2 separate regions of the Homo sapiens genome follow, and region 1 is linked to region 2. A link is a contact called in ENCODE Hi-C or POLR2A ChIA-PET data. All regions are on one chromosome and are shown on one strand. The core of a region is the stretch at or near the end of the contact, and the rest is flanking DNA. Distances in the headings are between cores, read along the strand shown. Region 1 holds the start of ELSPBP1 (epididymal sperm binding protein 1). Region 2 has its middle 6.7 kb from the start of SULT2A1.

Region 1 (5,070 bases), core at 248-2,747, 100 kb after region 2:
ACCACTGCACTCTAGCCTGGGCAACAGAGTGAGACCCTGTCTCAGAAAAAAATTGTGGAAAACGGGCTATCTTTTCATCTCCATTTTTTTTTCTCAGTAAGATGGAATCTCCTTTGGAAAAAAGTGTCAAAAGAAAGCCCTCCCCCCAACTAAACTGTCAAAAATGTCAGCAACTATCAAATTAGAAACTCTTATGAAATAAAAGCCTATCCAAGACTTTAAAAATACCTTTGAGGAATCCTAGTTTTTGGAAATGACTGTTGCCTTCACTTATTTCTAACATTTCTTTTTTCTTTTCTTTTTTTTTCTTTCTTTTCTTTTTTTTTTTTTTTTACATGGAGTCTCACTCTGTTTCCCAGGCTGGAGTGCGGTAGCGTGATCTTGGCTCACTGAAACCTCCACCTCCTGAGTTCAAGCGATTCTCCTGCCTCAGCCTCCCAAGCAGCTGGGACCAGAGGCGTGTGCCAGCAGACCCAGCTAATTTTTGTATTTTTACAAAAATACAAAAATTTTATTTTTGGGGTGTGCTGGGGTGTGCCAGCAGACCCCAGCAGAGATGGGGTTTCACCATGTTGGCCAGGCTGGTCTTGAATTCCTGACCTCAGGTGATCCACCGGCCTCGGCCTCCCAAAGTGCTGGGATTACAGGCATGAGCCACTGTGCCTGGCACCTCTTTCCTTCTTGTTTGAACATCTTTTACAGATCTTGATTATATTCTACAACATAATGGGTGGTCTCTGGCACACTGCCTTTTTGCTATTATTATTGATACTTTATGAAGACCAAGTGTGCTAAGACATTGTACATTTGCGGAGCCACCCATTCTCCCCTTTAACATCTTTGTTTCATGTCACTCTTCACTGCATTGCATGTCATCAGTTTCCCATTCTGCAAGTATTTCTTCAATCAGTTTCCCTTTATTATTAGCCATACGAGATCCAAAAATCCCTTAGCAGGTTAATGTGGACTGGGTGCAGTGGCTCATGCCTGTAATCCCAGCACTTTAGGAGGCCAAGGTGGGTAGATCACCTGAGGCCAGGAATTTGACACTAGCCTGGCCAACCTGGTGAAACCCTGTCTCTCCTAAAAAATACAAAAATTAGCTGGGTGTGGTGGCATGTGTCTGTGGTCCCAGCTACTTGGGAGGCTGAGGCAGGAGAAAGGCTTGAACCCGGGAGGTGGAGGTTGTGGTAAGCCAAGATCATACCATTGCACTCCAGCCTGGGCAACAGAGCAAAATTCTATCTAAAAAAAAAAAGAAAGAAAGAAAAGAAAAGAAAATAGTAGGGCTTTTTCATTGTTCAGCTGAAACCTCTCCAGCTCCTCATAGCTGAATTTCTGGGAACGTTCCCTCCTCTGTTCATTGATATTCTTGTCCCTGACCCCAGCCCCCGCAAGGCCCCTTCTGTGTACACTTGACTGAATTTTATGGGCCTCGTGGATATGCATGGGCTTATCTCCAGACATCATAAATTAACCACAGCTGATCTCATCCAGACTGCCTTCTGACAGTAACCACTGATGAAGAACCCTCCTTTGAGAAGCTGCCTTTGTGTCCTACAGACAGGCTGGGGCCAAAGCCATTCAACCAATCCCCAGATAATCCAGAGCTCTTGGGAGCAGAACCTTAAAGAGAGATCGTGGAGAGAGCCAGGGCCCAGAAGAACTCTCTCAAAGGTACATTTTGACCCGGAAACTTGGGAGGGTGTGACAAGTGGGGTCTTAGGGCCCCCATAGCAAAGAAGGAAGGTCTAGAGCATCATGGTGCACTAGAAATATAATACGAGCCACATAAATCATTGTAAGTTTTATAGCAGAAGCACTTTAAAAAACTAAGAAGAGTGCAATTTATTTTAATAACATGTTCTGTGGAATCCATGTATATCTAAACGATTATCATTTCAACACATAATGAATACAAATAATTATTAATGAGATACTTTACATTTTTTCCCTATACTTTGTCTTCAGAATCAATAGGTATCTTACACTTACAACATAGAACAATTTGAACTTTCCCATTTCAAGTGCTCAAGAACCAGAAGTAGCTGGTGGCTGCCATATTGGTTCTGGAAGGGGACAGCCAGAGAAAGTAGGGAAGGTGGTCTTGTGGGTGAGGTCCTTTCTCTGTTAATAAACTCAAAGAAATGGGTTAAACCAGATTCTATGAATGATGTAATGCTAAGGAAGGTTGCCTGAATCCCAAGCTTAGGGAAGAAACTGAAGAAAAGGGAACAAGTTACCTGTTAAGAGACTGGGTGAATTACTTATTAAATTCTTGGTAGTGGATTAAAATCTTCATGGTTCTGTCAATGTTTGGACCATTTCTCCAAGGTAAGGCTTACTCTCCCTATTTTAGGAAAAAGAAAGTTGAGATTCAAAAAGAGCTTACTGAGATCCTGTTGCTTCTCCCTCCAAAGGCAGCCTAAATATGTAATAGAAGAGGTGTGTGTGTGCGCCTAGAGGTGGAGGGAAGGCTTACACTGAAGTTTTGTTTCAGATCTGGGGTCATTTGCTGCTGAGAAGCAGAAGGACTCATTATTTTGAAGGTACACTATACTTCAGTGACTTTACAGCCCCATGTGTGCCTGTAATTATTCACAATGGCTTCTATAGTTTAGGTTTTATCTCCACTAAACAGATAGGAATACTGACTTGGAGTTCAGAGAGGTGAAATGACCTTCCCAAGGCCACCCAGTTGAAACATGGGAGAGGTAGGATTTGAACCCTGGTTGGTTGGGTGCTATTATCTTCTCACCGCTCCACTGTGAAATTATTTTGGCTTAAGAGAACGAGAGGGCAGAGGCTGTGGGCTAAGCTGCCTCTTGGGCACCCTATCAGGGCCTTAATACTACCAGTTGTATCTGCCATTATTTTCCATGTTGGGTGGTAGATATTGGTGCCAATGTCTTATCTATAGCTGTTTGAAGACAGCTATCATATCTGGTTCCTCTTGGTACCCACCACATTTCCTTATAGATGATAGGGTTCTTGAATACTCATTGGATGGGTGGTGGATTGAAGGAAGATTAAAGAATGAAAGGAAGGATGGGTGGATAGAAGAATGGATGAACAGTGAAAGAATGGATGGATGGAAGGATGGATGAGAAGTGGATGAATAAACTGAAGGATGGATGAAACGATTTATCTCTGATTGTTGAAGGCAGAAATCATGTATGGTTCCTCTTGGTACTTGACACAGTTTCTTATGGATGGTGGGTTTCTTAAATACTTATTTGATGAATGATTGATGGATGGATGATAAGAGGATGGATTCAATGAATAATGGATGAATAGAAGGATAAATGAATGGACAGATGAGTGGATAGATAGATGGCTGGTGAAAGATGGGCAAAAGGATGGGAGAATTGATAGACAGATGGAAGAATGGGTGGAAGGATGAATGGGTGGATGAATTGATGGATGGATGTATGGATGATGGAAGAAGATAGATGAAAAGATGGATAGATGGAGGAATGGATGTAAGAATGGGTGGAAGGATACATGGGTGGATGGGTGGATGGATGGATGATGAAAGAAGAGTTGGTAAAGGGATGGTTGATGGATGGATGGATGAGGGAATATTAACAATGAAGAGTATCATTAAGCAGAGAAAAAATTTCTCAGAAGGTAATATTTTCAGGAAAGTTTGAAAGCCAATAAATAACAAAAGTAAAAGAAGAGAATTAGAACATTCTCAAAATGTTTGCTTAATTAATTAATTACTGCCGGTCTAGCATGGTGAATGAATGTTATCATCATCATCATCGTCATCATTAATGGCCAACATTTATTGTGAGTTATCTCTATAGCACGCATTGTCTTAAGCATTTTGTATCTTTCATCTAATTCAATCCTCCCAACAACTCTATGAAGTAGAACTGTTTATTAGCATCCCCATTTTATAGAGGGGTAAGCTGTGAAGTACCTTATTAAATGTCACTCTGCTAGGCACCACTGAAACATCCACACAGGTTTTTAATTACTGGCATGCCAGTGGAATTGGAATGCCAACACCAAGAGGCCCCGGCACAGCGCTTTGCTCTATAGATGTTCAATAAATTTGGTAAGTCAATAACTACCTCATAAAATTAATCCATTCCTAAGACAGCCATCTCATTGTTGCAGATTTTTCATTTTGTGATTTTAAACTGCCTCCTATTGCTTTACTCAGGGTGTTCTATCTTTTTTAAAAACCATTTTAACTCTGCATGTTTTCATGTGAGCATATGTGCATGCATATACCTGTATATGTGCACATATGATGTGTGTATATTACACATGCCTGTATACATATATACACATCTATAATGTATACAGGCATGTGCACGTATATGTATATACACATTATGTATGTGCATATACATGTATAATTACTGTTTCTAAAATGTTTTATTGATACACAACAATTGTATATATTTATTGAGGTACGCGTGATTTTTTTTCTTTTCCTTATTTATTTATTTAATAGACATGGTGTCCCACTCTGTTGTCCAGGCTGGTCTCAAATTCCTGGTCTCAAGTGATCCTCCCACCTCAGCCTCCCAAAGTGCTGGGATTACAGGTGTGAGCCACTGATGTGATATTTTGATACATGCAGACAGTAATGATCAAATCAGGGTATTTAGGATATCCATTACTTTCAACATTTATCATTTCTTTGTGTTGGGAATATTGCAACTCTTCTCTTCTAGGTATATACATAATTAAATTGTTTTTAAAGACATAAGTCACACATCTGTGATAAAAACTTAATTGGAAAGAAGTCTCCTATTTACCCCTGGTTCCCACTTCCAGAGGTGATTGATATCAGTGGCTTCTCACATGCCCGCTCAGGAAAACACTCTGTACATGTATGTGCATGGGGAACACAGATGCAGTGTCTTGCTGAGAACTACAAGGCTCTGACCTAGGTTTGCTAGTGTCACCATCTTTTCGTTCCTCTGCACTTACTCCAAAATTGGTAGTCAGCAGCTTCCAGTAAAATCTCAAGGATGGCCTGGGCGCGGTAGCTCAATCCTGTAATCCCAGCACTTAGGGGGGCTGAGGTGTGTGGATCATGAGGTCTGG
Region 2 (5,148 bases), core at 601-3,100:
GGCAGGTCTTGAACTCCTGATCTCAGGTGATCCACCTGCCTTGACCTCCCAAAGAATTACAGGCATGAGCCGCCACGCCTGGCCATACTTATATCTTTTTTAAAAAGACAAAGGATATTATTATTTGACAGAAAAGGGAAATAAAAGGACCATTAAACCATACAATTGATTATTAATCATACCTGTAATCAGGGAAATACAAATCAAAATCACAGTAATGCATGTAGGTTGTCACTTCTTATACGTTAGAAGAAAAAAATGGGATGATACTACCTGTTGGTCAGGCCGTTCGAATTTGGGGGATCTGTTCATTTGCATGGTGGTATTGGAGGAGAGTTTCAGAAAGTAACTGGAGTTGAAACTTGCAGAGATATATGTCCTTGGAGACATTTTCATACATGGACAAGGAAACTCGAAAAAAAAATGTGTATTTCAACATTGCAACCGTGAAAAATGGGAAACCAGTTGAATTTGGGGATGAATGATTAATTTAAAACACAGGATAAGTTATAGAATATGTGGAAGATGACACTATAGTTGAATGAATGAATGAATGAATGAATGAATGGGACTTACATCTGTCAGCCTGCACACACTCAGCACAGAATGTTAGAGGAACAGGCAGATTCCTAATTATGAAGAGATGGTGCTCAGGCCACGTTCACAGGCACAGAGCAGTGGGGAGAGGTGCCATGATCGTAAACACCACGGGCAGGAAGTTGCAGAACAATTTCACCTCTGGAAAGGGGAGCAGAGCAGCAGACTCAGGAAAGACTTTAGAAGAAGCCTCAATTGTGTTTTGACTTTCTCACTGGAGTCTTTATCTGAAGCCATAGGGCAAAATGATAGCCTTAAAGAGTTTTGTTGACATGCTTTTCTTTTCTTTTTTTTTTTTGAGACAGAGTCTTACTCTGTTTTTCAGGCTGGAGTGCAATGGCGTGATCTCGGCTCACTGCAACCTCCACCTTCTGGGTTCAAGTGATTCTCCTGCCTCAGCCTCCTGAGTAGCTGGGATTACAGGTAGGCACCACCATACCTGGCTAATTTTTGTATCTTTAGTAGAGATGGGGTTTTGCCATATTGGCCAAGCTGGTCTCAAACCCCTGACCTCAAGTGATCTGCTTGCCTCAGCCTCCCAAAGTGCTGGGATTACAGGCCTGAGCCACCGTGCCCAGCCTGTTTACCTGCTTTTCTATATGTGTGAGACATTTCATTATAAAATGAATAGATAAAACCTAAACATGGCTCCACGTGGGCACTGGCAGATTGGCTGGGATGAGCTCCTGAGATCTTATCTCCAGCATCTGGTTTGGGTTCTTTCCATGTCTGGCAGTAATCTCTGGAGCTGGAAGAATCACTTCAGCTGTGGCCCAGAGTGAGGCCTCTGAGGAGCTGATCTGGGAGAAGATGTCAATGTCCCCCCAGGGCTGAGATCAGGGCTGTGGATAGTGAGAGAGGAGGTAGGAAGAAAGTGGTCAGACAGGCAGTTAGGGTGAGTCCTTGGTAAAACTCCTTCAAACGAAGAACAGCCTGAAAATCCAGCTGCAGGCCCCAGATAAGAAAGAGCTCACATCAGCAAAATTTCTTCAAATCAAGAACAGCCTGAATATCAAGCTACAGGCCCTAGATAAGAAACAGCCCGCGTCCTTGAATGGAAATGCCTGCTCTGTGAACCTAGATAAACAAATTCCACTCCTTTTTTGGACACATTTTCCTCCCTTTGATGCATGTTTGTCTCATTTCACATGCTTCCTCTGGATTGATCCTTACCTTTCACCTATTTTACATATACTTATCTTTCTGTGATTGGCCGTGGGCAAAATCCTCATTTGCATAAAGTGTAACATCACTCCAGCCCCTAATTGGTTGCAGGCCAAGCCTTCACCTCAGCCTCTAATTGGCTCTTTTCACTGTTGTGTGTCTTTCTGAGTGGCCCACAGACCAGTCAAGCACACTCCTCCCACTTCCCAGTCCATAAAACCACTGAACTTAGCCCTGCAGCCAGCAACTCTTTGTCGGGTCACCTCTCTTTGTTGAGAGCTTTTCTGTCACTTTCGCTTGATAAATCCCACTCTGTCCTACTCAGTCTCCAGTGTCAACGTTTCTTATTCTTCTTGGTTGTGGGACAAGAACCTGGAGCTTGCTGGTGGTGGGAGTAAAAGAACTACAACACTCCCTCCCATTCACTGAACATCAGTAGTGAAAAAGCTGCAACAGGGCTGGGTGTAGTGGCTCACGCCTGTAATCCCAGCACTTTGGGAGGCCAAGGTGGGTCAGGAGTTTGAGACCAGTTTGGCCAACATGGTGAAACTCCGTCTCTACTAAAAATACAAAAAATTAGCTAGGCGTGGTGGCGGGTGCCTGTAATCTCAGCTACTTGGGAGGCTGAGGCAGGAGAAACACTTGAACCCGGGAGGCAGAGGTTGCGGTGAACTGAGATCATGCCACTGCACTCCAGCCTGGGCGACAGAGTGATACCCTGTCTCAAAAAAAAAAAAAAAAATTGCCCCTAGTTGAGAACCACTGTCTTAGATGTAAAAGCTGTTATTCAGACAAAGAGGACGGGTGAATGCTGGTGTCATCAGCAGAGAGAAGGGTAGAGTTCATCTCCTGGAGGCACATTTAGAATAGATGCCATCTTTCACATGGGCACATACTTCCATTTCACATTCATTCTTTCTAAAAGAACTAGATTATAGGCCAGGCGCGGTGGCTCACACCTGTAATCCCAGAACTTTGGGAGGCCGAGGCAGGCAGATCATGAGGTCAGGAGATCGAGACCATCCTGGCTAACATGGTGAAACCCTGTCTCTACTAAAAATACAAAAAATTAGCCGGGTGTGGTGGCGGGTGCCTGTAGTCCCAGCTACTCAGGGGGCTGAGGCGGGAGAATGGCATGAACCCGGGAGGCGGGGCTTGCAGTTAGCTGAGATCACGCCACTGCATTCCAGCCTGGGTGACAGAGCAAGACTACGTCTCAAAACAAACAAACAAAAAACTAGATTATAAAATTCTAAAAGCAATCATATAAGCAATCATGTATTTTAAAGACAATTATAATAATACTGCCAACAACAAGATTATGTTATTTAGTTTTCACAGTGACCATGGGAAGGGTAAGAAATTATTTTACTTTATTTTACAGATGATGAAACTGAGACACACAGATCTTAAAGGATACTTTTGAACTTTTAAAGTCAGTATTTCTTTTGTTTTCTTTTTTTGTTTTTTTGAGACAGAGTTTCACTCTGTCTCCGAGGCTGGGGTACAGCGATGCGATCTCGGCTCACTGCAACCTCCACTTCCTGGTTCAAACCATTCTTGTGCTTCAGCCTCCCAAGCAACTGGGATTACAGCCCCCCACCATCATGCCTGGCTAATTTTTGTATTTTTGGTAGACATGGGGTTTCAACCATGTTGGCCAGGCTGGTCTCGAACTCCTTACCTCAGGTGATCTGCCTGCCTTGGCCATCCAAAGTGCTGGGACTACAAGGGTGAGCCACCACACCCGGTCTAAAGTCAGTATTTTTTCTTTTCTTTTCTTTTTTTTTTTTTTTTTTTTGAGATGGAGTCTTGCTCTGTCACCCAGACTGGAGTGCAGTGGCGTGAACCTGGCTCACTGCAAGCTCTGCCTCCCGGGTTCACGCCATTCTCCTGCCTCAGCCTCCTGAGTAGCTGGGACTACAGGCGCCCGCCACCCACGCCTGGCTAATTTTTTTGTATTTTTAGTAGAGACGGGGTTTCACCATGTTGGCCAGGATGGTCTCGAACTCCTGACCTCGTGATCCGCCCACCTCGGCCTCCCAAAGTGCTGGTATTACAGGCGTGAGCCACCGCGCCCGGCCATAAAGTCAGTATTTTTTCATCCATAAACATTTAGATGAAGATTATTTCGTGCCAGACATTCTAAGTACTTTACAAAACATTAAATGATTTGAATGTTTCTAAGAACTCTATGAAGCAGTTAATTTTTTTTTTTGAGACAGAGTCTCGCTCTGTCTCTCAGGCTGGAGTGCAGTGGCGCGATCTCAGCTCACTGCAAGCTTCACCTCCTGGATTTTACGCCATTCTCCTGCCTCAGCCTCCCAAGTAGCTGAGACTACAGGCGTGCACCACCTATGCCCGGCTAATTTTTTTTTTTTTTTGTATTTTTAGTAGAGACGGGGTTTCACCGTGTTAGCCAGGATGGTCTCAAACTCCTGACCTCGTGATCCTCCCGCCTCGGCCTCCCAAAGTGCTGGGATTACAGGTGTGAGCCACCGTGCCCAGCAGCAGTTAATAATATTTTCCTCATTTTACAGATGCAGGATCTGAACCACAGAGAGGTTAGGTTGTGGGCTCAAGAACACACAGCAAACAAGTTCCCACCTCAAACTGAAACCCAGAACATGTGCTCTTAATCACAACACTGTTAGGCTCCCTTTTCTCCCGCAGGAAAAAAATGATTAATTAACTCATCCTTAGTTACAGAGTTAGTGACCCAGCTGTGGCTGGGCATGTTGGCTCATGCTTGTAATCCCAGCACTTTGGGAGGCCGAGGCGGGCGGATCACCTGAGTTCGAGACCAGCGTGGTCAACATGGTGAAACCCTGTCTCTGCTCAAAATACAAAAATTAGCCGGGCATGGTGGTGCTGCACACCTGTAGTCTCAGCTATTCGGGAGGCTGAGGCAGGAGAATCGCTTGAACCTGGGAGGCGGAGGTTGCAGTGAGCCGAGATCGTGCCATTGCACTCCAGCCTGGGCACAGAGTGAGACTCTGTCTCAAAAAAAAGAAAGTGACCTAGTTGTGATTCAAACTCAGGTTTAGTCCTTTGAATTTGTGCTGAGTCATCATTCTGCTAATGGAATTGGAAAACTTAGAACATTTGTTCCAGGAAGGAATGTTAGGAAAGAAACAAGTGGTCCTGGCAACATTTTATAGTACTTAGTTTAGAAATCAATTTTTCAGTATCCTTCAGTTGCAAAATACAGATTGTGAAATTATTAATGTTCTGTTTTCTTTACTAGTACCTAACAAACCACCCCCAAACTTAGTGGCTTAAAGTAGAGATTTGGCAAACTTTTTTTTGTTTGTTTGTTTTTGGTGGAGGGAGGGAGTGAGGTGGCTCCCTGACCCAAGGTCTTCCATGGTCCAACCTCCCTCACCG

The links. Hi-C counts contacts between places; a loop is a spot of excess contacts on that map. ChIA-PET counts read pairs that join two places held with the same protein, here RNA polymerase II (POLR2A). Pooled maps may share reads with other maps.
Region 1: a loop to region 2 is called in a pooled map of ovary, with 1.9 times the contacts of the local background. The contact joins the promoter of ELSPBP1 here to the enhancer-like site in region 2. A Hi-C loop is called at or near these places in 1 of 168 maps with a recorded cell type or tissue (IMR-90) and 1 of 50 pooled maps. POLR2A ChIA-PET finds 5 or more read pairs at or near these places in 1 of 52 experiments (activated naive CD8-positive, alpha-beta T cell).

Annotation. Positions count from the first base shown.
Region 1 is chr19:47,993,135-47,998,204 of GRCh38, forward strand. It overlaps ELSPBP1 (epididymal sperm binding protein 1), which reads left to right and starts at 1,498. Exons shown (of 7, transcript NM_022142.5): 1 at 1,498-1,677.
Region 2 is chr19:47,890,486-47,895,633 of GRCh38, forward strand. No RefSeq gene overlaps it. Among named protein-coding and RNA genes, the nearest start is that of SULT2A1, 6.7 kb to the left of the region's middle. Within about 2 kb of position 1,851, at least 6 of the 41 ENCODE cell types and tissues checked have a DNase peak (open chromatin) inside an H3K27ac peak, as active enhancers do.